Linked DNA regions of Homo sapiens: region 2 is linked to region 1. A link is an interaction called in ENCODE POLR2A ChIA-PET data of the cell type or tissue named here. Cell type or tissue: endothelial cell of umbilical vein. All regions are shown on one strand. Each heading gives the region's core, and the rest is flanking DNA. Links, peaks and the distances in the headings are about the cores only.

Evidence for each region. ChIA-PET counts read pairs that join two places held together with the same protein. Peaks named below come from ENCODE experiments on the same cell type or tissue, not always from the same donor. Only the 100,000 strongest peaks of a DNase experiment are listed, where the experiment ranks them.
Region 2: POLR2A ChIA-PET joins it to region 1 with 7 read pairs; 1 of 35 experiments calls an interaction of 5 or more read pairs at or near these places.

What each region holds. Positions count from the first base shown.
Region 1 is chr11:108,727,116-108,739,526 of GRCh38, forward strand. The region is part of intron 13 of DDX10 (DEAD-box helicase 10); the gene reads left to right. All of the region lies in intron 2 of LOC124902750 (a long non-coding RNA gene), which reads right to left. Among named protein-coding and RNA genes, the nearest start is that of DDX10, 68 kb to the left of the region's middle. RefSeq lists an enhancer at 6,657-6,776. In endothelial cell of umbilical vein, for the core only: a CTCF peak has its summit at 8,026 (motif pointing left); DNase peaks (open chromatin) are centred at 6,706, 7,326 and 7,886; H3K27ac peaks cover 1,882 bases.
Region 2 is chr11:110,106,618-110,119,028 of GRCh38, forward strand. All of the region lies in intron 1 of ZC3H12C (zinc finger CCCH-type containing 12C), which reads left to right. Among named protein-coding and RNA genes, the nearest start is that of ZC3H12C, 19 kb to the left of the region's middle. In endothelial cell of umbilical vein, for the core only: no CTCF peak of the experiment used is centred there; a DNase peak (open chromatin) is centred at 6,094.

The DNA of each region.
Region 1 (12,411 bases), core at 3,032-11,031:
GATATTGGTTTGCAGTTTTCTTTTTTTGCGATGACTTGACTGGGAATATGACACATTTTGAAAGCTTTTTATATGTTTTGCCAGCATAGAGGTCATGTTGATCGTTGCCCTACTAGCGTCTGTATTGTTTGAATCTCTTTTTGATTCCAATATGAATATTAATAATTTATATCAATATTAACAGTTATTTAGAAAGTTATGATTTCTTTCTTAATTTGTGTATATATTGCTTACACATATTTTTCCCTGTTATGATATTAGTCTCTTTCCTGTTGATTCGTAAGATGTCCTCAAACAGTAAAGTTATTGTCTCTGGCTTTTAACTTTGCTTTGTGTCCCTTGTCACACACAGTTGTTCATTTCCCTGCCTTCTCTACTTTATTCCAAATTCCTTGAAATGTTGTCTTTTGTTTACTCAAGTAAAAATACTCAGAATTTTATTGCCATATGAATAAATTCAGAATTGTATTCTCACTTTAAACAGTAGGGTTCTTGATTTTATTTTCTATTTTAGAAATCAATTAATAGCTAATTTAAAAAAATCCATTACACCCACAATCAAAACAGTAAAAATTCACATTCTGTTTTTTTTAAAATGTTAACTACTAAGGTACAATGTCCTTACCTAACGTCAGTGTCTAAGTTTTCTTGTTTGGACCGTTTTATACTTTCAAGTATAGATTCACATTCACTTAGGAATGACTAAGTCTTTTTAGTCATTCCTAGAAAGGACACATAGAAAATACATGTGAAGAGATCATCAACTATTTCATCCTTCAACTTTAGCGTTCCTATTTGAACAACTACATTTTCATTTTATGCTGTGACAAGGGCATGGTTAAAGATGAGTGAAAACATGATCCTTATGGGTACATTTTAGTAAATGCAAATTTTATTAAGTTGGGGGAAAAAAGTCCTAGAAAAATGAAAAAAGAAAAAAAAAACCCAGAAAGCACACACAGTATACAAGCCCATTTGAAAATTATTTTTAAATTCAACAGACATGAAATTACTTTGGCAAATTGCTGTAAAAATTTAAATGCTCATTCTAAGAAAACAACAACAACAAGCCCTTTTCCTAACTTAGGTTCCTTTCCTCTCAGTCCTGCTCAGACTTAGTGTTTCTCACATCCAGGGCACCAGAGATGATGTTCTTCCAAGGTTGAGTGCTCTGTTCTTGAGGGGCAGGGCGGGGGACTCTGCAAGAGTGGTTTTGAGAAAAATTTCCTGTAAAATACCCTTTTACCCAGATTATAAAATGCTTATTTTTGGTGGAAAATCTCTAGTAAAACACAGAAAATCACAAATAAAAATAAAAATAACCTGTAATTTCACCACCTAGAGATAACAACTGTCTTTGTTTTTTTAAGTATACATACACATTTGTTCTTTTTTTTTTTTTTTTTTTTTTTTTTTAGAAATAGGGTCTCGCTCTGTCACACAGGCTAGAAGGCAGTGGCATGATTGTGGCTCACTGTACCCCCAAACTCCCAGGCCCAAGCGATTCTTCTGCCCTAGCCTCCTGAGTAGCTAGGACTTCAGGTGTATGCTACCATGCCTGGGTAATTTTTAAAAATTTTTTTGTAGAGGTGGGTTCTTTCTGTGTTCCCCAGGATGGTCTCAAACTCTTGGCCTCAAGTGATCCTCTCACCTTGGCCTACCAAAGTGCTGAGCTGACAGGCAGTAAGCCGCTGTGCCCTGCTCATATACCCATTTTTAAATAAGTGAGATGCTCCTAGGTATATATATTTCCCCATGTCATTAAAGTGTCTTCGCAAATATTTTTATGGTTGCCTAATATGCCATTAACCTTTATTTAACCATTCTCCTGCTGTTGGATACTTAGGTTAATATCCTTTTTTTGAATCTCCGTTTAAAGAGTTCTACTAATTGGCAGGTTTCTTCTCTCCTTCACTTTCACTACTCTCACCAGCATAACATGGAACTGATTCTACAGTTCGAAAATGCAAGATAGGAATCTTCTCCTTATCTCATGTAAACACTTACTTTATAGTAATTGTTTCAAAAATTTTACCCCCAAATGATTACCGAGCTTACACATATTAGGGCATAAGATGACCTAGGTCTCTTTGGGTTATCGACAGGGTTCTAAGAGGGCCCCAGTGACACTACGTAATACCTCCTTATGCCGCTCTTATTGAAGGAGGGTCACAAATTCCTCCAGACCATATTCAGATCTGCTCATCTCCATCCAGAGAGGTTTTAGCACATCACAGCTTGCTCCTGGCCTGATAAACTATCAGTCCCTGAGGAGTGATTGAATAACCCACATTTCAGTAACTACCATAAAATATGATTCTGCATCCACTCAGTGGCATCGTCTCACAAGTGCCTTTGATGCAGGGAGCAGCCTCTGCTTGTGACAGTGCAGCTCGACTGAGCAAATATCCTTTTCTCAGAGTGAAAAAAACAAAACAAGGAAGAACAAAAGAAATTGTTGCAGGCCTTTTTTTTTTTCCTCCATTAAACATATGATGCCTGACTGGATTTTCTACTTTGTACTTAATAACTCACTTGTTAATACTATACATCAGGCCAGGCATAGTGGCCCACACCTGTAATCCCTCTGAGGTGGGAGGACCACTTGAGCCCAGAAGTCCAGGGCTACAGCAAGCCACGACACTCCAGCCTGAGCAACAGAGAGAGACCCTGTCTCTAAAACAAACAACACAATGCACGTCGTTAATGTACACCAGAGAGGAGATTTGGTCTGCAAATTCTTTAATGATATCTCTTGTGACCATTAGAATACCTTCCCAACTACTAGTAAGCTGATGAATCATTTTGAACATCTGGAAACATTCTTCTAAAGTTTGTTTTTTTCCCTTGTCAATCACAGTTTTGTCTGATCGTGGATTCTGGATCCATTAGTTCTAATGGATCAATTCAAGTGGGCATGAAGTTCCACTTTGGCAATTCAGAGTAAAAGCTTACCTTCCATGGCTGATGCTCTTCTGCCTCCATTATAATTTTACCAGGAAAACAATAGTCCCTCTCCACTCTTATTCTTGGTATGAACAATAGGATGTATTTCAGTCAGTAAATTCTGTGGTTCTGAATTTCCTTCAGATTGCTTTACTTCTAAACATTTCGAAAAGATTAGCTGTATGTGTAGCTCTGGGTTCAGCTTCACCTCTTAGAGATTTCTCAACCACTAGGACCTAGACAGGTTTTCCCTTATGACTGAAAGTCTCGTAGAAAAGTGACAACTCGGGCTCCCCTAACACACATCTCAGTGGTAGGGAGCTGTCTTCCTGGGAAAACATAATCCAGGGCTATCAAACAAAAGGAAAATATTGTCTTACTGATCAGTGTGTTTTCAGGGCCTGGTACAATGACTAGTGCAAATTTCACAAATATTTTGTGAATGAGGGAGTGAATTAACTGAATTTCTTATTCCTTCACTTTGGTTTTGTTTGCTGTGAGTTATATAGAACTCATAGGTAGGGTTTATTTTTGGAAAACCTGTATTTTGTGAAGTTCACCTCATGACTTACAGTGGTTCAAAAGGTATTGTTGAACTTCCTATAAATGTGAGCATAAAAAACTTACTTGACTCTAAATGATATACTTATGTAGGCCGAGCTTTATAATTTAATTTGGATAGTAAGTGGTAGTATCTAATTATAGTGTTGTAAAATTCGGTTTACTAAGACTACATTTGCATTATACTATAAGAAGTTCTATCTTTAAAGTACACACGTACCTGCATGTTTTTTTTTTTTTACTGTAATAAATTTAAAGTATTATGTCATGTCTGTTGAATATGAGGAACATTTTGGGGCAGTTGATAGGATTTTTGATGCTAAACAAGGAATGTTTTGCTGTTTCTTCCTGTACATTCCCTAGTACTGTGCACAAACAGTAGAGTTGAATTTCGTGGTTCTCCAGTTGAAATAGAAAGGCTAATTGCCGTTTCTTTTTTTTTTTTTTGAGACGGAGTCTCGCTGTGTCACCCAGGCTGGAGTGCAGTGGCCGATCTTGGCTCACTGAAACCTCTGCCTCCCAGGCTCAAGTGATTATCCTGCCTCAGCCTCCCGAGTAGCTGAGATTACAGGCACGTGCCACCACACCCAGCTAATTTTTGTATTTTTAGTAGAGACGGGGTTTCACCATGTTGGCCAGGCTGGTCTCAAACTCCTGACCTCAGGTCATCCACCTGCCTCAGCCTCTCAAAGTGCTAGGATTACAGGTGTCAGCCACCATGCCCAGCCCTTTTTTGAACTACCTCACCTAGTCTTAACTTCACCTGTTACCTACTTTCGAATTTTAAAAATTAATACTTATTTTCACTCGTGTTAATATCTTTTGATTCTTCTCCATGTTTTTAAGCAATTGGTTTTGAATGTGACCCTGCAACCGTGATCTCAATTGGGTTTCTTTTTTTTTTTTTTGAGACAGAGTCTCTCTCTGTCACCCAGATTGGAGTGCAATGGTGTCATCATGGCTCGCTGCAGCCTCGACCTTATGGGCTGAAGTGATCTTGAATTGCTGGACTCAAACCATCCTCCTGCCTCAGCCTCCCAAAGTTCTGGGATTATAGGTATAAATCACTGCACCCATCCTGGCTTTCCATTTTATCCTTTACTTTTGCATTTCATATTTTAGTGTTGTATGCATCCATCAGTCACTGGAGGCTGCTTTTTTCCTTTATTACCTATTTTTAAGGATAGACGAGATATAGAAAAATCAAATCATACATAAAATGGGAATAATACTATCATTTGCACATATAAATGAGTATATTCCCTGTGGGAAGACTAAGCACTTTTCCAGACACTGCTGACTTTGTTGAAATTTTTGTTGCTCATGTTTTAGAATTGTCTTTGTAGACACCATACCAGACACAGAAGGGAACTGGCTTTGTTACTTATAACTTATCCTCTTTATCTTGATTATCTTTTTTTCCCTTTCTTGTCTCTCTGGAAAAAGAAGATTTGTACAAGAACCAAATTGAAACTTGGAGCCAGTAGGAACCCATTGGATTGTAGATTTTATGGAATATGTCTAATAATCATATCATTATAATTAAGACCATAATTATTTGGCATTTTACCATATACTGAACACTTTCTGCATAAGTTCTCATTTTTCCTTATGACAAGAAAGGTAGCTATTAAAATTTCGGAGGAGGAAAGGAAGGCTTTTAAGTGACTTGTCCAAGGTCACAGTGGTGAAGTTAGCAGTTAAACCTATTTGTGATGCTAAGTCACATTTTCTTTCTCTGCTGTCGTGCCTACCATTATTTGTGTGTAGTTTGCTTTCTGTAATTGGGTAATGTCAGTGTAATTGACAGTATTGTAAATAATTTTGGGCTACTCATTGTGTGCGCACACTTGGAGTATAAAATGAATGTTTGCCTTTAGACTTCGGCGTAAATGGAGACGAGAGGTACTGAGTGCCAGGTGCAAGCAAGGCCTTCTGGAATGCTGCCTTGTCACAATCCTTTTCTGTTTGACGAGATCGATGCAGTGAAGGACAACAAGATTTTCTTAGCAGTGGAGAAGTGCCACGAGTGATGAAGCAATAAGACATGTGCAGGAGAGAGCGCAGGTGTAGTGATCAGGCACAAAGGCAGTAAGAGATGGCTGGTTGACCTCCCACCATAGGGAAGAACCTTGTTTTGGCTAATTGTCTTGTTGGGTGTTCAGAAAGTTGACCTCCAGGGAGACAGTGTTAGATAAGAGCATGAACATACAATTAAAATGATTAAATTAAAATTTATTTTTGGAACACTTATTTCCTTAAATGTGAGAATGAAATCTCTAAGCATATGCTTTCTTTTCTTTTTCAGTTTAAACCTTTTTAGAAATGAGACTGGGTAGATTCCATTTTAGCTCAACAAATGTCCTTTTAAAGCTTTCTTAAAAGTAAACATAGGTCAGTTTTAATTAAGATTTGAATGATACCCATAGATTATTCATTGTACCTTAGAGTTGATTCCAGATCCTGTTTACATTGATTTAGTCCTACTTTTTTTTTTTTTTTTAGTAGCTTTTTCTTTTTTTAGTACTGTAAGAACTCACTGTTGGTGTTAAAACACAGATTAGCTAACTTTGAAGCTTATAAGTATACTCTTATAAAAAGATTCCAAGTTCCAAATCAAGATTCTCCTATGTGGGAGCTAGGATGTTTCTGCCTCTTGTCTCTTCACTTTTTCTCTTTCTCTCTTTTTCCCTCCTTTCAGCAGCAGTTACCTAACGGATGCCAGGGACTGTGTTAGGTACTTAGTGACTTTTAGGAACTTGGACTAAGTATTTGTAAAATAAGTACTGGAAAATGATTAACATCTATCAATTTTTTTATAACTTACCATGCACTTTGACTATCATATCTCACTTATTTAAATTCTTACCACAGCCTTGTGTAGTGTTGTTGTCATGTTACAAGTTCAGACACAGGCTTTGACAGGTTCACTTACTTCCTTGCCTAATGTTGCATAGTTAGTGAAGCGCTAGCACTGGAGTCTGTACTTAGGCCCCTCTGACTTGCCTCGGTATGATTGTGCTTGCTTTGATTCCCGTCATTTCTACATTTAGTGGTGGCTTTTAGTGTTCCATTTTCACTTCCCACTTACACTGCCATTCTGCCCCCAGATTCTTATTACCTCATTCTTGGCTCGGGGGGATAAGCTTCATAATTGGTTCTCGTTGTTCTTCTGAGTCATCTTCCTGTGAACCTTGGTCAAATTAGTATTTTTTTTCAAGTGGTTTACCTTCCATGCTACCCTTAAGTTCACCCTTGCAGTTGGGTTTTGTAAGCTAGCCCCTATCCTATTGTCCTGCGAGACCATTCTTCCCAGTTTCCACTTAAACAGTGAAGGATTCCTTCCTGGATTATTTTCTTCCCACTCCAGCATTTCACATCTTTCAAGATGCAGTGCTTATCTTGTCTCTTCTTTGAAGCCATCCCTTACTTCTTCAACCCACTGACCTCTGGATTCCAATGGTCTATTTTGCTAGTATTTTTTTCTTTTTCTTGACATTTCATAATGTAGCCACATGTCTCTTAATTTTTATCTCTTCCATACCTGGTGATTTGTGTTCAGGGGCCTTATGTAATGTTCAGTTGACTTAAACAGAAGGAAGAACTCTAAAGTCAAGACTACTGTACTCCGAATTTTTGCTACCATGAAGTGAAACAATGGTAGCATGATCTCAGATGTTGCCAGCTGAAATAGTTTGGTATATATGCTCATTTGTCTTATAGGTGTCTTTTCTGTTTTTTGGCATCCTGTGCTTAATTCTTTTTTTGTAATCTAAGCTTTGTTCCAATTCAAAAGGAGTTGTTATTGTGTAACATGAAGCTTAGATGCATATATTGAGTTGCTTTATGTATTTTTTTTCCTATTTGAGTTTGGTATGCAGATGACTTCCTGAGGATGTAAATTTTCAGTGGAAAGCTTAAAGCTGGTTTTGGCATGATGTTTATTCTGTAACATGCTGAATCATTATATCAAATATTGAGTCGTTTTCCTTTATCTCCTTCTTTTATACAATATTCAATATTTATAACATCTGCTAACTACTGAATTTTTAAATCTACTTTTGTGGTTGAAGTTTAAACAGCTACTTTTACAGGCCGTATTTATCTTTATTTTAAGGTAGTTACACAGGTAATGAAAGAAATGTGAAATAGGACAGGCTGTTCTTGAAGGTCATGTGAATTGCCCTTTGAACTTGTTATATGATTAGAAATAAGGAGTTTTCAAATTCATAAACAAGTGCTTGTTTATATGGCTCTAACAAATATAATTGTACAACACTGCTAATATGGCAGATTAGTTTCCAGAAATGCTGTTCATAAGACCACTTTTTAAGTCTCTAAGCAGTGTGTGTATCTGTACCTGAACTTGTTAATGGGAGGACTGTCTTTGTGATGGCACTGGATTCAACTTTCACATTTCTTTTCAACACTTTTAAATTGTCCAAGCAAATTTTTGTTTTGACTTTGTTCTTTTCAATGCATATTTTGAAACACGGTTTCAAGTCCAAGGCAACATCTGAGGCTAGTGCCATCTGTTGGTGACAGTTAGAATTAAATCACTTTTGCTTTGATGCGAAGCTTTGTTCTTTACCATGAAAGTGTACATTTTAGGTGAAATGCCGGCTTATTAAGTGAAGACTTCATGAAGTTTTTAGAAAAATTTATTCAGCAAATATTTGAACACCTGCTGTGTGCTAGGCATTGAGAGCTGTTAGCAAAACCAACAGTATTCCCTGTGCATTAATGGGTGGGATGGACAAAAAATGAATATGTGTGCTATGGTAGGGGCAAGATGAAGCAGTGTAAGGGGGATATAGAATTCAGGGAAGGTGGGTGGCATGCTGCAATTTCAGATAGAATGATCAGAGGTGGTCACCATGGAGGGTGTATAAGGCACTCTTCTGTTGTTGCTGGATCATGAACTTTAGAGGTTTTAAGCATTGAAAATATTATTGTTCCTCCTCCCCCATAGGTAATTTGAAATGAAAACAGTATGAAACTTGAAAATAGTAAGAAAGTCCTGAAGTTATTTTCTCCATGATGGCTACTTCACTGCTTTTGTTGAAATAAATTATTTCAAGAACATTAAAAAAAAAAAGTATTCCAGCTTTACTGGTTCTCTGAGCATATGTGTAAGCTGCCAGTTGGTTTATTGAACACTGAGAGCTAGGCACTCTAGGGGGAATGTGAAGATAATTCAGACCTTCTTTGAACCTTGCACTAGCAGGTTGATTGGTTAGAGCAGTGGCACTTCAGTAAATTAAGTGGGAACAGGGATGTCTGCATATTAAGAAATGCCTATTGTTTAGTGAAAGTGAAGTATAAGTATAAACTTACTTATAAAATAAGTGTAAGATTAGCATACAGATTTCATGATGATTTAAATCTTAAGTCTTTAGGACAGTGTTTCTCAAGCCGTCTTTGCTGAAGGGTTAATGTTGTAATTTTGAAGCAATCACAAACCAATGACTTTGTAAAATATATTAAAGTTAAAATATGAGAAAAATGAACCCCTCTTTGCTTCCCTAGTTCTTTTTTTTTTTTTTTTTAACCTTTTTGCTTCTTCCTTTGTCTCCCTCTAGGTTGGATTATTTTATCTTTTAATAATAAAACCTCATTCTGTATTCTTCTGTTTGTTTCTTCTGTTTATATGGCCATAAAATTATACAGTGTTGTGGTGTGTTTTTGCATGTGTGAGTGTGTGTATTCGTAACATAGTGAATGTTTAATGGAAATACACTGTTTGTCACTGAATACGTTTTGCAGTTTATCACCCTTTCTATGCCTCTTGGGTTATCATGGATGGGCGGGATTTGGCCTTATAAGTGATACCACCGAAGTTGAAATGTGAGGGTTCCTTGATTCTTTTTGGTATTGGGCTCTGTTATGGTTTGAATGCATCTCCTCCAAAATTTGAATGTTGTCAGTGGAATAGTATTAAGAGGTTGGGGCCTTAAGAGGTGATTAGGTCATGAGGGCACCTTCCTCCTTAATGGGATCAAGACCCTTATAAAAAGGCTTCTTGTAGTGTTCTTCCAGCTTGCTCTTCTGCCATGTGAGGACACAGTTTTTCCTTCTTGCCCTCTGCCTTCTGCCATGTGAGGATGCAGCAAGAAGGCTCATACCAGATGTCAAATGCTGGTGCCCTGGTCTTGGACTTCCCAGCCTCCAGAACTTTGAAAAATTTCTCTTCTTTATAAATTACACTGTTCCAGGTATTTTGTTATAGCAGCACAAAGCAGACTAAGACAAGTTCTCTAGTTGAATTGTCCACCCTATACCCCTAAAGGGAAGGAAGATTAAGAAGAAGAATTAATATATAGGCTTCTGTAGGCACATTGTCTATATAATGAAGTGTGTAGTAAGATGAATGTCTTTGAATCAGGTAGCACTTCTTGCTTTTTTTTCAGCATTCTCTGCAGCATCTTTCACATGTTAGGCACTTAATGCTTGTTTGTAGCATGGAGTCCATTTCTTCAAATGAGCCTCTTCCAAGGCATTCATTGACAACACTTTCATCCCTAGTATCAAAATAATAAAATGTAGTTCTTCCTCAACACATTATGATCAGAAACATCTATGATTTTTGTTTTAATAAACCAAATTTTTAAAACTTATTTTTCAAGCCAGGAGTGTTTTGCCATAGGACAAAAAAGTTTATCTCTATTAAGCAGGTAGCAGATCATCAATCTCTGGAAATTTTTTCCCCTCCAGAAGGCTGTTGCTGTTTTTTATTTCTTTTATTCTTTTAGCTTGCCTGCTGGCTGTTAGAATAGAGGTGACAGACGGTCTTGATATACTGTTGGGCAGAGAATCTGCTGGTTTTTATTTGGCATAACAAATGATTGAAAACAGTGATGTTTTGTTACAGTTCTAATAAGGCCGACATGGTAGTGATTCTTAGGGTGCATAAATTCTAGGCTCTAGAAAAAAGTGCCTTAGTAAACTGGGCACTGTAAATGTCCCTGGACTATATAAGAAGAAATTTCTTGGCATTAATGTGCATGAGATAGATATCACTTATTGCAGCTTTTGGAAAAGTGCATAAAGGATGAAGCTAATATTTTCAGCGATGATCTGTCTTGGAGCCGTTTTCCTTCCTGTTGGTCTATTCTCTCTCCACCTCTTTCATTGCTAGACTCAGTGAATCAATTTCTCAGTGACAACCATGATAAGGCATGCCTACACCTAATAATTCTCACCCAAGTTTGTTTTTAAAATTAAAATGGCCTATTTCCTATTATATCTTTGGGTGATAACGATTAGAATAATTCTTCCACCTGCGTGCATTTTCATATGCACTGATTTTTGTCATGGGAAGAAACAAAGCAGAGGAATGTTTTCTTCCTTGCTGTGATACCTAATTTTGGAAGGTACACTAATTTCAAAATGTTTGATATGGGAAATGGTTGCATATTCCAAAAACACTTAGCACGACCTTGCTAAATAATGCTCTCTCCTGTGGTTTGGATCAGCATTGTTTTGTTTTCTTTGCATCTTTTGATCTATCTGAACTGTCTTCTGCTTGCAGATATATTCATAAAATAGGATTTTGCAAATTGAAGAGTAGGTAAATTACTATTAAAGCGCTGTATTTGTACTCCCTACTCAAATCTTCTGAGACTGAACTTTTTTTTTTTTTAAAGGAATCTATGAAAATCTGGCTTTCAGCGAGTCTTATTTTCTTTTTACTGTTTCCTCTTAAGAGTTTTTTAAGTTGGCTGAATTTACTCTACTTACTCATATGTGTTTTAGTAGCTATTGAGCCATTTTATTTAATAGCTTGAATAAACTATTGGTTATTGAATCTTTTTAGAAATACTTATTTCTAATCCCCTCTCTTTCCTAAAAAGGAGGGAAGAAGAGATATTTTATTATCCAAGAATATGCTATCAATATCCTGGAGCCCACCTATCTAGTTTCCAGTGTGTCAACTAGCACCAGCTTAGCTAACCAGACTTACAGTGAGTTTGTAATTACATGATTAGGTATGGCATACCCAGTTACTCCTTCTTTTCTCTGCCTACCCCAAGCCCCATTAGCTCTGTTTTATGACAGAAATTTCAGATTTCTTTGGCTTTTCTGATTCATTTACTGACGAAAGAGACTTTTTCTAGGTTTCAAGAATTATGAAGAGTCTGAGATTCTACCCTACTTGCAGGTTAACGTATTAGCCTGCCATACTTTCTTATGTTGCTGGACAACTCATGGCACAGCAGGCAGTATGAGCTTGAAGTTTGCATTGACTCCCCTGCCCCTCAAGTCCCACAGGGGCCACATGGAGACAGGCCTGGGTTGGTGCTGTCCACAGAGTGGGTTTGTGTCCTAGGTGTAAAAGCTCAAGCTTAGGAGACCCCTATTGTTATTAAGACTGCTAGCAAACCTGGACAACTTTCGCCCCTGAGGGAGAAGTTATCTTTATTCTGGTCAGGAAACAACTCTGCCCCCCCAGGGAGACACTTTCTGTCTCTCCTAAGGCTGTATGCTATCCAGACATCCATAAAATCGTGTGGACAAGTTGCTGACACAAGATGTACAGAAACATGAGATGTCCATGGATGATGGCTTCCCAAAGTTAGGTAGTAGCAAAAAGTAGAACTCTGAATTTTTCTGTTTTTGTCGGCTTCTCCCAAACGAGAAAAGTTACTTTAAATGATGAACATGAATTCCAGAGAGACACAGATTCCTCCATGTGAAAGCCATTGCTTTTGTTTTGTTTGATAAGACCCTAAATTAGTGGGCAGTTAGCTTTTCTGGGGCTAAGTATTCCAAAGTGTGCTTTCTGAGCAATCTGTGCTTACTGCTGTTAGAGCACTCAGCATACTGCTGTCATACCTGTTTTTCCCACTATACTGTATACTTTTATGAAGGTAAGGAATATATATTATTCATTTTTGGGTTACC
Region 2 (12,411 bases), core at 2,031-10,030, 1.4 Mb after region 1:
ATATCGAAGCACTTAAATTCTTGAGAAATGTTAGCTATCATTTATTATGAATGTGATTCTCCTCATCATATGCTATATTTTATACTTGGTAGTGGCTGATATAAAAGAAAGTTATTTGTTTTTATGTAATCATCTGGCTACCTTACTGAATAACCCTTTAATGTACTGTTAGATCAATTGCAGGACCTAGTTCCAACACTTTTCAGTTGAGTCTCGTGATTTTCAGGTTCTATAATAATGACCCAATACTATCAGGGTTTTTTCAGTATTTCAATTCATACCTTTTTTCTTCTTGTCTTATTGCATTGGCTGAAATCAGAGAACAGTGCTGGTTAGTAGTAGGCATTCAGCCTTTTCTTTTCCAATTTTAATAGGACTTCTTGTTTTCTAACACAGGTATCTCCTGCTTATATACACATGTTCTGAAAATACCTGTAATGGTCAAATGTGATAAACTTAAAAATAGACTTACATGCCCTAGAGGGATTCCCTTAAATTATTAAATCCCTAAGTATCTTTTGTGAAACATCTTCAACAATATATTTTCAGTATTTAAGACGTGGTCTGTTTTTGAATTGAACATATTGTTAATCAGTTTAAATCCAGGAAGGCTGAAATTTTAATGATTCTATCCTTGTGTCAGTGGTATAAATTTTGAGACCTATTTTTATCACTGTTGTTCGTTTTTTATGTCATATCTATAAAATATGAGTAAAGGTAAATGATACAGTGTGTACAAAACCATTTATTCAAATGAAGTCTTTTTTTTGTTTGTTTTTTTCTGAGACAGGATCTCACTCTGTCACTCAGGCTGGAGTACAATGGCATGATCTCAGCTCACGGAAGCTCTGTCTCCCAAATAGCTGGGACCACAGGCACACACCACTATACCCAGCTAATTTTTCCTTTTTTTTTGTTTTTTTTTAAGACGGAGTTTTGCTCTTGTTGCCTAGGCTGGAGTGCAATGGTGCAATCTTGGCTCACTGCAACCTCCACCTCCCGGGTTTAAGCAAATCTCCTGCCTCAGCCTCCTGAGTAGCTGGGATTACAGGCGCCCGCCACCATACCTGGCTAATTTTTGTATTTTTAGTAGAGACAGAGTTTCACCATGTTGGCTGGACTGGTCTCAAACTCCTGACCTCAAGTGATCCGCCCACCTTGGCCTCTCAATAAGTGCTGGGATTACAGGTGTGAGCCACTGCACCTGGCCAATTTTTCCATTTTTTGTAGAGACAAGGTTTTGCCATGTTGCCCAGGCTGGTCTTGAACTCCTGAGCTAAAGCAATCTGCCTGCCTTGGCCTCCTAAAGTGCTGGGATTACAGGTGTGAGCCACCATACCCAGCCTTTCAGAGACAGTGTCTCTCTGTCACCCTGGCTAGAGCACAGTGGCACAATAATGGCTCACTGCAGCCTCAACTTCCCGGGCTCAAGCTATCCTCTCACCTCAGCCTCCCGAGTAGCTGGGCCCACAGATGCGTGCCAACACACCTGGCTTTTTTTTGTTTTGTTTTGTTTTTGGTAGAGATGAGGTCTCAGTGTGTTACCAAAGCTGCTCTTGAACTCCTGGGCTCAAGCAATCCTCCTGCCTCGGCCTCCTAAAGTGTTGTGATTACTGGCATGAGCCACCATGCCTGGCCTTAATGGAGTCTTAAGATCATGATCTTCATGCCCTCTTTACCTGGCTCCTTAGATATCTTTGCAAGAGCACTGTTTGAAAGCTCCTGCTCTCTCAAAAAAGGTTCAGATAATTTACAAACACCAAAAATGACAGTGCTATTGAAATGGAGCTTTTCAGAGGCTGGCAGACAAACCACATATGTGATATCATGATAGCATGAGGTTTTTATTAAATAGTTTTTGTACTGAAGTCCTAATTTAGCATGTAAAAAACGATTAAGTTTAGTGGCATATATACTACATGAAAATAAGGTATTCACAAATTTAGGTAATGTCTTCCTATTCTTAAGTTACTAAAATTTTGCTCCTGGACTCTTTTTCTACACTCTTCCAAAATAGTCCATCCAATACTGTATTTTAAAATACCATCCATGTGCTGATGACTACCATATTTATATCTCCGATCCTGACTTCTCTCTTGTACACTGCTGTCTTGTGGACAGCTCCACTTGGATAGCTATTGGTATCTGAAACTAAAATTATCTAAAACAGAATTTTTATCCCTCTAAATCTGTTCCTTTCTAAGTCTAAATGTTACTACCTTCTTCTCAGCCACTCAAATCAAATATCTAGAAGTTCTTGATACTTCCTTCATCTTCCACACTGAATCCAGTTTAAGAGCTGTTAACCAATACATGCAACAAGTTGAATTAACAAAGTTGTTCAATATTAGGAAATCTGTTATCATAGAATAAAACCTACCTGGTTAATGTATATTATTATAATTTGAATATACCGTATAATTTCTTTCTTACATTTAGAACTTTTGCATATAAGATTAATCTATTCATATATTTGGTTAGTTTGGGTGCCATCTTTGTTGGGCTTTGTCAGCAGTTAGGCTAGCCTCATAGACCAGTTGGGATGCCTTCAATCTTCAGTGTTGTAGGATAATCTAAGAAACATAGGAATTGTTAGATGCTTTGAGTTTTGTTATAGCATGTCTGTAGAATCTGTGGGTAAAGGATTCTTTGTTAGGAATGGAATCAAGTATATAAATCCTTAATAAAGCTCTCATTCCTTCCATGGTTATTCATATTTATAACCTCTTCCCAAGTCAGCTTTGATTATAGGTTCTTAATTTATTGGCATAAAGATTTATGCAGAAATGGCACACTTTAAGCATCCCTTTCATCTCATTGAATATTACAATGGTAATGTTATATATTTGTGGAGTTCCCTGACCTCCTGGTCATACTTTTTGGAGGTTATTCACTCATTCATTCCTTCATCATTCATTACCAGCTTTCCATTTTGTTAATGGGTTTTACTTTTTAATTTTGCTTCCTAATTTATTTATTTCTGCTTTTAATTTTATGCCTTTGTTCACCTTTATTTGGTTTGTCTGCTCATTTTAACACTTCCAACTTAAATATTTTATTTAGTTTGTTTCTTGTTTTCTATTAGATGCATTTACAACATAAATTTTTCTTTGACTGTCAGTTTGGCCATATCCTGTAGGCTATAATTTTATTGTCATTCATTTCTAAATAGTCTGTAATTTTTATTTCTTTTTACTACAGTTATTTGGAAGAGCATTTTAATTTGCAGATAGTGGGATTTTTAGATGGTTGGCTGGTTTGTTTTTGGCTTTCTATCTGCCTCTAACTTCTCATTTTTATGCATCATGATGAGAGTATATTTCTATTTTCCAGGTTTGAGTTTTTCCTCAATGCCTTGAAAAAGTTATTTTTCAAAAGTTACAGGCACAAATGTTTGCCTGAATCTCAACTTTGAAGTCAAGCAGCCCACAGTAAATTATTACGTGAATACCTGAGATACAGGGGTTGCTTTTGTTGTTGTTGTTTAAACACCTAAACCCTGGAGTTTAATGCCATCTCATTATTTAAGGCCTGTGGATAGGAGAAATAAAACTTCTGCTTGTCAGGGCTTTTTGTCCTTTTTGTGTAAGGATAGGGATGGTGTAACTTTCAAAATAAACGTATTTTTCCTAGTTTGTTTTAAAAATATTTGAGTTCCTTAAATGGAGTTTCCCTATGATATTAATAGTTCTCCACACTGATTGGCCCTAGTATGCTCCTTTCTATGGGTTTTATAGGATTTCTTGGGGATTGGAAGTTGAGCCAGCACCTATGGCTTTTCTTTGGCCCCCACTGTACTCTTTTTTACCAGTTTAATAGTATTTCCAGGAGCACTTCTGAATACTCTCCACCCTCACACTCAAGATTTTAAAGCTTAGGAAATAATAATTAACTCCTCTTTCCTGTCCTGCTTATGGATGGAATGAATAAACTGCCATAGGAATAGTAGAATTATAGAGATTATTCCACATTCTTGAGAATGGAGAAGGGTGGCAATTCTAGTGATTCCTGTAAGACAATGAACAGACAACTAATGCATCAAATCACTGCCCTTTTATTTCCCATTAAGTTTCCTACTCTTTAGTGTTCTGTCACTTCTGAGTACATTGAGAGAGCCTCTGACTGGTCCTAAGGTCTTTCAGACCCCTCTTTGGAATAGAACATAAGTAGGGAACAAGAAGCAGCTAATCTTTGAAGGCAAATTTGGATTCTACAAATTAGAAAGATATTCTGTACTAAAAGAAAGACTAGCTTCAGAGTGTAAGTAGTATAATTTAAAGTATGATTTTTAAAGAAAAATCAGGAATCAGCTTATAAGAAAAAACTTCACAAAATTAATTTTGTGGATTTGGTTGAGGTGGGAAATTGTACTGCTGGCGTGGATGTCTGGGAAGCACATACCAGGTTGGCAGCTGCAGCTTAGCTTCGAGATCATCCCGTGCTGTGATAGCACCTGAGTGAAGATGTGGCAGGTGGAGAAGGCACTTTGGAACTCCTGAGTGACAGCCAGAAGCCAGAGTGTTACTTTGGCAAGTGTGCTACCAGGTGCTGAGTCTTGGGCCTGAGCATTCCTCACGATAACAGGTAGATCATAACTGTTTATTTCCTACTTTGATAGCAAATGAATGTGCATTTTACTAGATTGGATACTTACTTGATGGTATACACCTAATGTGAGCAGGACAGTTAAACATGGATTTACATATGATCAAAATCCTGAAATAATTTATAAACCTACATACAGTGTATAGAATTCTCATATCCTTCAATATGTGATAGATTCTTACTCAACTTTTTTTGTTATCTCAAAAAAAAAAATCAGAATTAGAAGGTAAAATAAAAGTCAGTAACTTATTTTAGAAACACCAGTTCCGAAGACTTGACTCATTTGTCTAATTGCCCGATCTTTGCTTCCCCAGTAGCTTTTTTTTTTTTCTGAGACAAGTCTTGGTCACCCCAGCTGGAGTGCAGTGGCACGATCACGGCTCACTGCAGCCTGAATCTCCCTGGCTCAAGGATTCTCCCACCTCAGCTTCCCAAGTAGCTGGGAGTATAGGCACACACCACCAGGCCTGACTGATTTTTTTTTTTTTTTTTTTAGTTTTTGTGGAGACAGAGTCTTTCTGTGTTGCCCAGGCTGGTCTCAAATTCCTGGGCTCAAGCCACCCTCTCACCTCAGCATCCCAAGGTGCTGAGATTACAGGCGTGAACCACTGTACCTGGCCCCCAGTAGCTTTTTGATTACCAAATCCAATGGAGTAAAAGTTTTTTCCACAAATGAGAAATAGGGTAAGCTGCTCTTATCCTCCCCACATCCCCATCTTTCAGTGCATGTGCATGGTCATGCACACGTGCACACATGTACACATGAACACTCATGCATGTGAACATACACAAGCATAGAGGAGGAAAGGTGCAGGGATAAGGAAGGAGGTCCACAGACCAGGAACATACTAGGACTGCTGTCCTTATAATATCCATTGTATTTACATCCCCTCCTCAAAAATCCTTCACATATGTAGATGTTTAATTACCTTAGTCATGTAAGCATCGGAACACCTTCACTGATCTTCCTTTTGGAACATATACATATATTTTTGAGACAGGGTCTGGCTTTGTTGCCCAGGATGGAGTGCCGTGGCACTATCTTGGCTCACTGCAGCCTTGACTTCCCGGGCTCAAGCAATCTTCCCACCTCAGCCTCTCAAATAACTGGAATTACAGATGTGCACCATCACACCTGGCTAATTTTTTGTAGAGATGGGATTTTGCCTTGTTGCCCAGGCTGGTCTGGAACTCCTGGGCTCAAGCAGTCTTCCTGCCTCCGCCTCCCAAAGTGCTGGGATTATAGGTGTGAGCCACCACACCCGATCCCTTTTGGAATTTTGATTTTTGGTGGAAGAGATAATGGAAGGAGCAACTAGGAATAAAGTATTTAGATTGCCAAATGGCAGCACTAAGCGCTGAGAAGGGTTAAAGAAGGACTAGAAAAGGAGGTAGAAGAGCCACAGAAGTTAACCTCCTGCTTCCTTCTGATAACTGTCAGTTGCCTGCCAGAGGCCCTTTTCCTTGCCTTTCACTCTCCACTCCCAGTCAGTCCTGGCTCACTGGGTGTTGTAGAGGCCAAGAAGGACTGCAGAGTTGAGAGTGGTTGGTTTTGGCAGAGAATTATGGGATGGAAAGCCAATGGTTGCCTGACTGAACCAAGTCTGTTGTTTTTCCCCATTTCACTGCTATTCCTTCTTTTTTCTGTAAGTTATTCTTTCTGTTGTTCTAATTGATTCATTAATTCATTCATACACAGATGTGCATGCATATACCCGTCATCTCTCCTGCCCCACTGAATCCAGTCTCCTGGTTTAAAGTTCTTATCGCCCCCCCCTACCAAAAAAAAAGATTTAAAAAAAAGTCTTCTTTTGAAACCGTTCCTATCCCTCCCTGCCATCCCCAAAATAATCCTTCTATATCTTATTCTTTTCCTGCCAAACATATGCTGTCATCTCTCTCTAGCACATACTTATTTCTTAGCTAGGAGTTTTTAACCTGTGTTCCATGCTTCTCCAAAGAGTCGATAGATAGAATTTGGAGATTGTATGATGTTGAGTATGGGAAAAAATTTTCATCTTTTTTTTCTACAACCTCTAATTGAAATTTAGCATTTCCCTTAATTATGAATGTAAGCAACAAACCCAATGTTAATAGCAGTATTCACCCATAGAAATGATGTTTCCCTACATATTACAGTTGAAACAAATATCCTGAAATATTTACACTTTATGTCAAAATCATGTGAATAGATTTGCTGCTACATCTTGTTATTTTAATGTGTTAGTAAAAAGCACATATTTTACTGTACCACAATTTTTAATATTTTGAGGACTATAATATAATTGGCTTCTTTTGCAATTCAATCCTATGTTTTTGTTTTATGTATTGAAAAGCCTTACTTTGAAAAGAAGTCTGTAGACTTCATTAGACTGAGAAAGGGGTCTATGTTACAAAAATATGCCTGTTTATCCCATCTCTCTTCCTTTTGCAGAAATAGCTCTCTCAGGGACCATTAGTAACCTTGACCCACATCCTCTTCTCTGTGCCATCAGTTATTTTATAACTCCTTCCTCTTTTGTCTTTAGTATCAAATCCTGACTCAACTCATTGGCTCTATCTTAGAAAATATATCATGTTTGTTTCTCTTTTTTTCTGCATAACTTTAGGTAACTTAGTCAGCTTTTACTTAGACTATTATAAGACCTTCCTAAATTGTCATCTTTGAGTTTCTTGCCTCCCCAAAACTAATACAGCTGGAGTTGTCATCCTAAAATAGAAATATGTACTCAGAAACCTTCAGTGTTTCCCATTACCTTGCTAAAATGTGGGTAGAAGAACACTATTCCCTTTTTCAGAAACCTTCAGTAGTTCCCCACTACCAAAGGTGAAACTCCGTATAGCATTATAGACTTTCCATGAACCAGCCACATCCTGACTGACTAGCCGCTTCTCCGGGAGTATTCATCACACAGTTTTCTGTATGTTGTATCATCTCTCACGCCTCTGGACCTTTGATCCTGTTGTTCTCTGGGCAACAATCCTTTTTTTTCTTTGCCTCACCTTACTCCCCCTCCTTCTACCTAACACAGACACATATACCATAGGGAATATAGGAATAGTTTGTCACTGTCATTGTATACTCAGTTTATATGTCACCTCTCAGAGGCTTCCCAAATCTGAAGCAAAGTCTTTGTCTCTTGTACTCTATGACATATCCCTATATGCAGGCATCCCCTGTGTTTTACAGATATTCATTTATCTGGTTTCCTTAATACATTTTATAGTTCTTAAGAATAGCAACTTGTATTCATGTTTGTAACCTCCGTCTTTAACTAAGCATCATCTCTTTCTCATAGTAGGCATTCAGATAAATGTTTCTTCCGTGAGTAAATTAATTCATTGGATACTGGCTTAACCTTTCATTTAGTTTGACTGGATAATCGTGGACCATGCTGCTATTTTTCTGCTACTCATGAAAGTATTACTTTAAAAATGTATTATTTGTATAGAATTTTGAAGTAAAATTTGATCAGCTAGCTCATGTCTCTAAAATGCCCCAAGAACTAAGGTATTTTATATTTAAGTTATATGTCTAAATTATACCACTGTCAATAAAATAAACTCCTCATTCACAAGTATCATTTTTTTACACAAACGATTTTTAGTTAACAGTTATTTTAGGGGGAAAAATATTATGGCTTTAACTTTTCAATAATTTATAGATCTTTGGAGAAAGCTAACTGAAAAGTGTAGCAGTTTATGACTTTAGGGGAATTCTGTGGCTAGAAATTTAAATGTTAATGAAATTATAGGAGAGGTGGGAGAGTACTGCTGCTCTAAATTTGTCTATAGCCATTTATTTTATAATAATTTTTCACTATCCACCATCTATATTGTTAAACTGAAATGAAGGTTTCACTTCTCATTTTCTTTATTTTTATGTATTTATTTATTTTTTAGAGACAGGGTCTCACACTGTCATCCAGGCTGGAGTACAGTGGCACGATGATGGCTCACTGCAGCCTCGCACTCCTGGGCTCAAGCGATCCTCCTGCCTCAGTTTCTTCAGTAGTGGAACTACAGGCATGCACCACCACACCCAGCTAGTTTATTTATTTTTATTTTATTTTTTCATTTATTTATTTATTTATTATTGAGACAGAGTCTCGCTCTATCACCCAGGCTAGAGTGCAGTGGCGTGATCTTGGCTCACTGCAGCCTCTGCCTCCCAGGTTCAAGCAGTTCTCCTGTCTCAGCCTCCTGAGTAGCTGGGTTTACAGGCTCACATCACCACACTTGGGTAAGTTTTATATTTTTAGTAGAGATGGGGTTTTGACACATTGGCCAGGCTGATCTTGAACTCCTGACCTCAAGTGATGCACACGTCTTGGCCTCCCAAAGTGTTGGGATTACAGGCGTGAGCCTCCACACCTGGCCTATTTTGTTTTTTCATAGGATGGGGTCTTGCTATGTTGCCTAGGCTGGTCTTGAACTTCTGGCCCCAAGTGATCCTTCCACCCCTGCATCCCAGAGTATTAGAATTATGGGCATGAGCTACTACACTTAACTGTTTTCTCATTTTCTTTTTTTTTTTTTTTTTTTCTTTTTTGAGATGGAGTCTCACTCACTCTGTCTCCGAGGCTGGGGTGCAATAGCCTGGTCTTGGCTCACTGCAACCTTCGCCTCCTGGGTTCAAGCGATTCTCCTGCCTCAGCCTCACAAGTAGCTAGGATTACAGCATCTGCCACAATGCTCAGCTAATTTTTGTATTTTTAGTAGAGACAGGGTTTCACCATGTTGGCCAAGCTGGTCTTGAACTCCTGACCTCAGGTGATCCATCTGCCTCAGCCTCCCAAAGTGCTGGGATTACAGGCGTGAGCCACCACGCCCGGCCTGTTTTCTCATTTTCTGGAAGAAAATCTTTGTTTCCTTTCAGGTGCCTGCTATATTTTCTTCTAATTAAACTTCAGTTTTCTCCCTCTTGCCTTCACTCCTGCCCACCATTAAATCAATGTATTTCTTCTAAATCACTCATTTCCAAGCGTTCTTACACTTATGTTCCTTACCAATTTCTAACATTGTTTTCTAATTATTTGCACTAGCCAAAGTGTTAATCCCAGCACTTTAATCTTCAATAATTTTTTTAATAAAGAGGATAGGTATGTTTGGCTTTTCCAAACTAAATGTTATTTCCCTTTCCCTTTGAGAAACATTATTCTAAATTATTTTCTTTATTTTCCAAAATTCAAATGTTGAGATATCATGCACAAAGGAATAGAGTCGGGCATTTTAACTCTAGGGCATTTTAACTCTAATGCATTTGATTTCTTGGTTCTATAAATATGTGGTAAGAACTAATGGGACACAGTTAAAGCTTTTGCCTGCATAATATTCTTCTGTGTTACTAAGGAGAGACGTTTTAGAATTACAGTAATGAGAATATGGAATAAATAATGACAATCAGGTTTTCTATTTTTCTGTACTGCAATTTCATTTTTACACTAAACTTTTTTAAAGACACACCTCACCATTTACTATGTGACAATCACTGTTATAAGTTATTATGTATATTAACTCATTTAATCTTCATAACAACCCTATGCTGTTAGTGGTATTATCATCTCCATTTTATATTTGAGGAAAATGAGACACAGAGAGGTTAAGTAACTTGTGCAGGTTGCTTGGTTAGTTTCAGGGAGAAGGCATGGTATGGATTGGTTCTTATATCCATAAATTATAAAATCACCCTGTAGTTCATCCTCTTTTCTTTGTACTTTATACTAGAATAAATTGTACCCTGGAGTTTATTAGTAAGTATTCAGAGACAAGTTTCAGAATACCAGTAAGCCAGATCTCTGGAAATAGTAGTCCCTTTATAGGAACAAGTGGTCCAGTCTAGCCTAGCTTCCTTTGGCACTGGCCAGTTGGTTTGCCATTGAGAGCAAGTTCTGAATGGAATACCATACCACTTTTAAATCAACAAAATAGTGGTGGCTAATTGGTGGCAAAGCAAATAGGTTTAAAGAAAGTGACAAGCCATTCTTATGATTATTGATGTAAAAATTCTTAGTGAAATATCAGCATATGTAATCCTCCTCAAAGTAATCATATTTCTCTATTGGCTAATCTATTAGTATAATTCACAATATAAGTTAAAAATTTGTGATTGTCTAATAGATCATTTTAATGTAATCCACATTTCTAAATTTTTTCTCTAAATCTTTTATGTAGGAGAAAAATGTATTTCTGTAAATGATTTTTCAAAGGCTGTATGTAGTGTGGTATGTATATGTATAGATGTATATAAAGTTATAATTACATATAGCTAACATATGAATGCTTGCTATATGCCTTGCACTGTTCTGAGAGTTTTATATTTATTAGCTCATTAAATTTCAAACAACCATATTTTATCCTTTTTTCAACAATTGAGGAAACTAAGGCATGGGGAGGTTAATTTGTCCCACATGAGATATATATATATATACACACACACACACATATATATATATTATATATATACACACACACATATATATTATATATATACACACACACATATATATATACACACACATATATATATTATATATACACACACACATATATATACACACACACATATATATATTATATATACACACATATATATACACACACACATATAATATATATATACACACACACATATATATAATATATATACACACACATATATATATTATATATATACACACACACATATATATTATATATATACACACACACATATATATATTATATATACACACACATATATACACACACATATATATTATATATATACACACATATATATTATATATATACACACACACATATATATTATATATATATACACATATATATTATATATATACACACACACATATATATTATATATATACACATACACACACATATACACACATACTTTATACACACATATATATATATGTTGTATTAAAACACTAGAGTCATTCCCATTAATATCAGAAACAACACAAAGTCACCCTTGTTCTTTAATATTGTAATGCAGTGGAACAAAAGCATGGATCAAGAGATATAAAAATTGATAAGGACGAGGAAATCTGATTATTTTATATTATTATATACACCTGAAAAACCCAAGCGCCTCGGTGAAACACTACCATTAAGAATTCACTGAGACATGTAAATCTTTTTCACTGAAGTTTTGTGTATAAGAATAGGTGTTTCTTTAGACATGAACAATAACCAGTTAGAAAATATAATGGGGGAAGAAACACCTCCATTCGCACCAGCAAGAAGAAAAAGCAAAATATTTTAAGAAAAGTTTATTAAGAAATACAAGCCGGGCACGGTGGCACACACTTGTTATCCCAGTACTTTGGGGGGCCAAGGCAGGTGGATCACCTGAGGTCAGGAGTTTGAGACCAGCCTGGCTGACATGGTAAAGCCCCGTCTCTACTGAAAATATAAAAATTAGCTGGGCATGGTAGCACATACCTGTAATCCCAGCTACTCAGGAGGCTAAGGCAGGAGAATTGCTTGAACCTGGGAGGTGGAGTTTGCAGTGAGCCAGGATGGCGCCACTGCACTCCAGCCTGGGTGGCAAAGTGAGACCCTGTCTCAAAAAAAATTAAAATAAAATAAAATAAACGTTTAAGAAATATATAAGTTCCCCGTAAAGAAATCTAGGGAACTCTATTGAAAGATTTTAAAATTTTCAATAAACTGTCATTGATTGAACAATTTAATAAGTCAGCAATGCTTTTTAAGCACCTATTACTGTAGCACTATCTCCATCAAACTCTCAATAGCTTTTTGGTTAAAACTTGTCAAAGCAATTCCAAAGAGTATCTG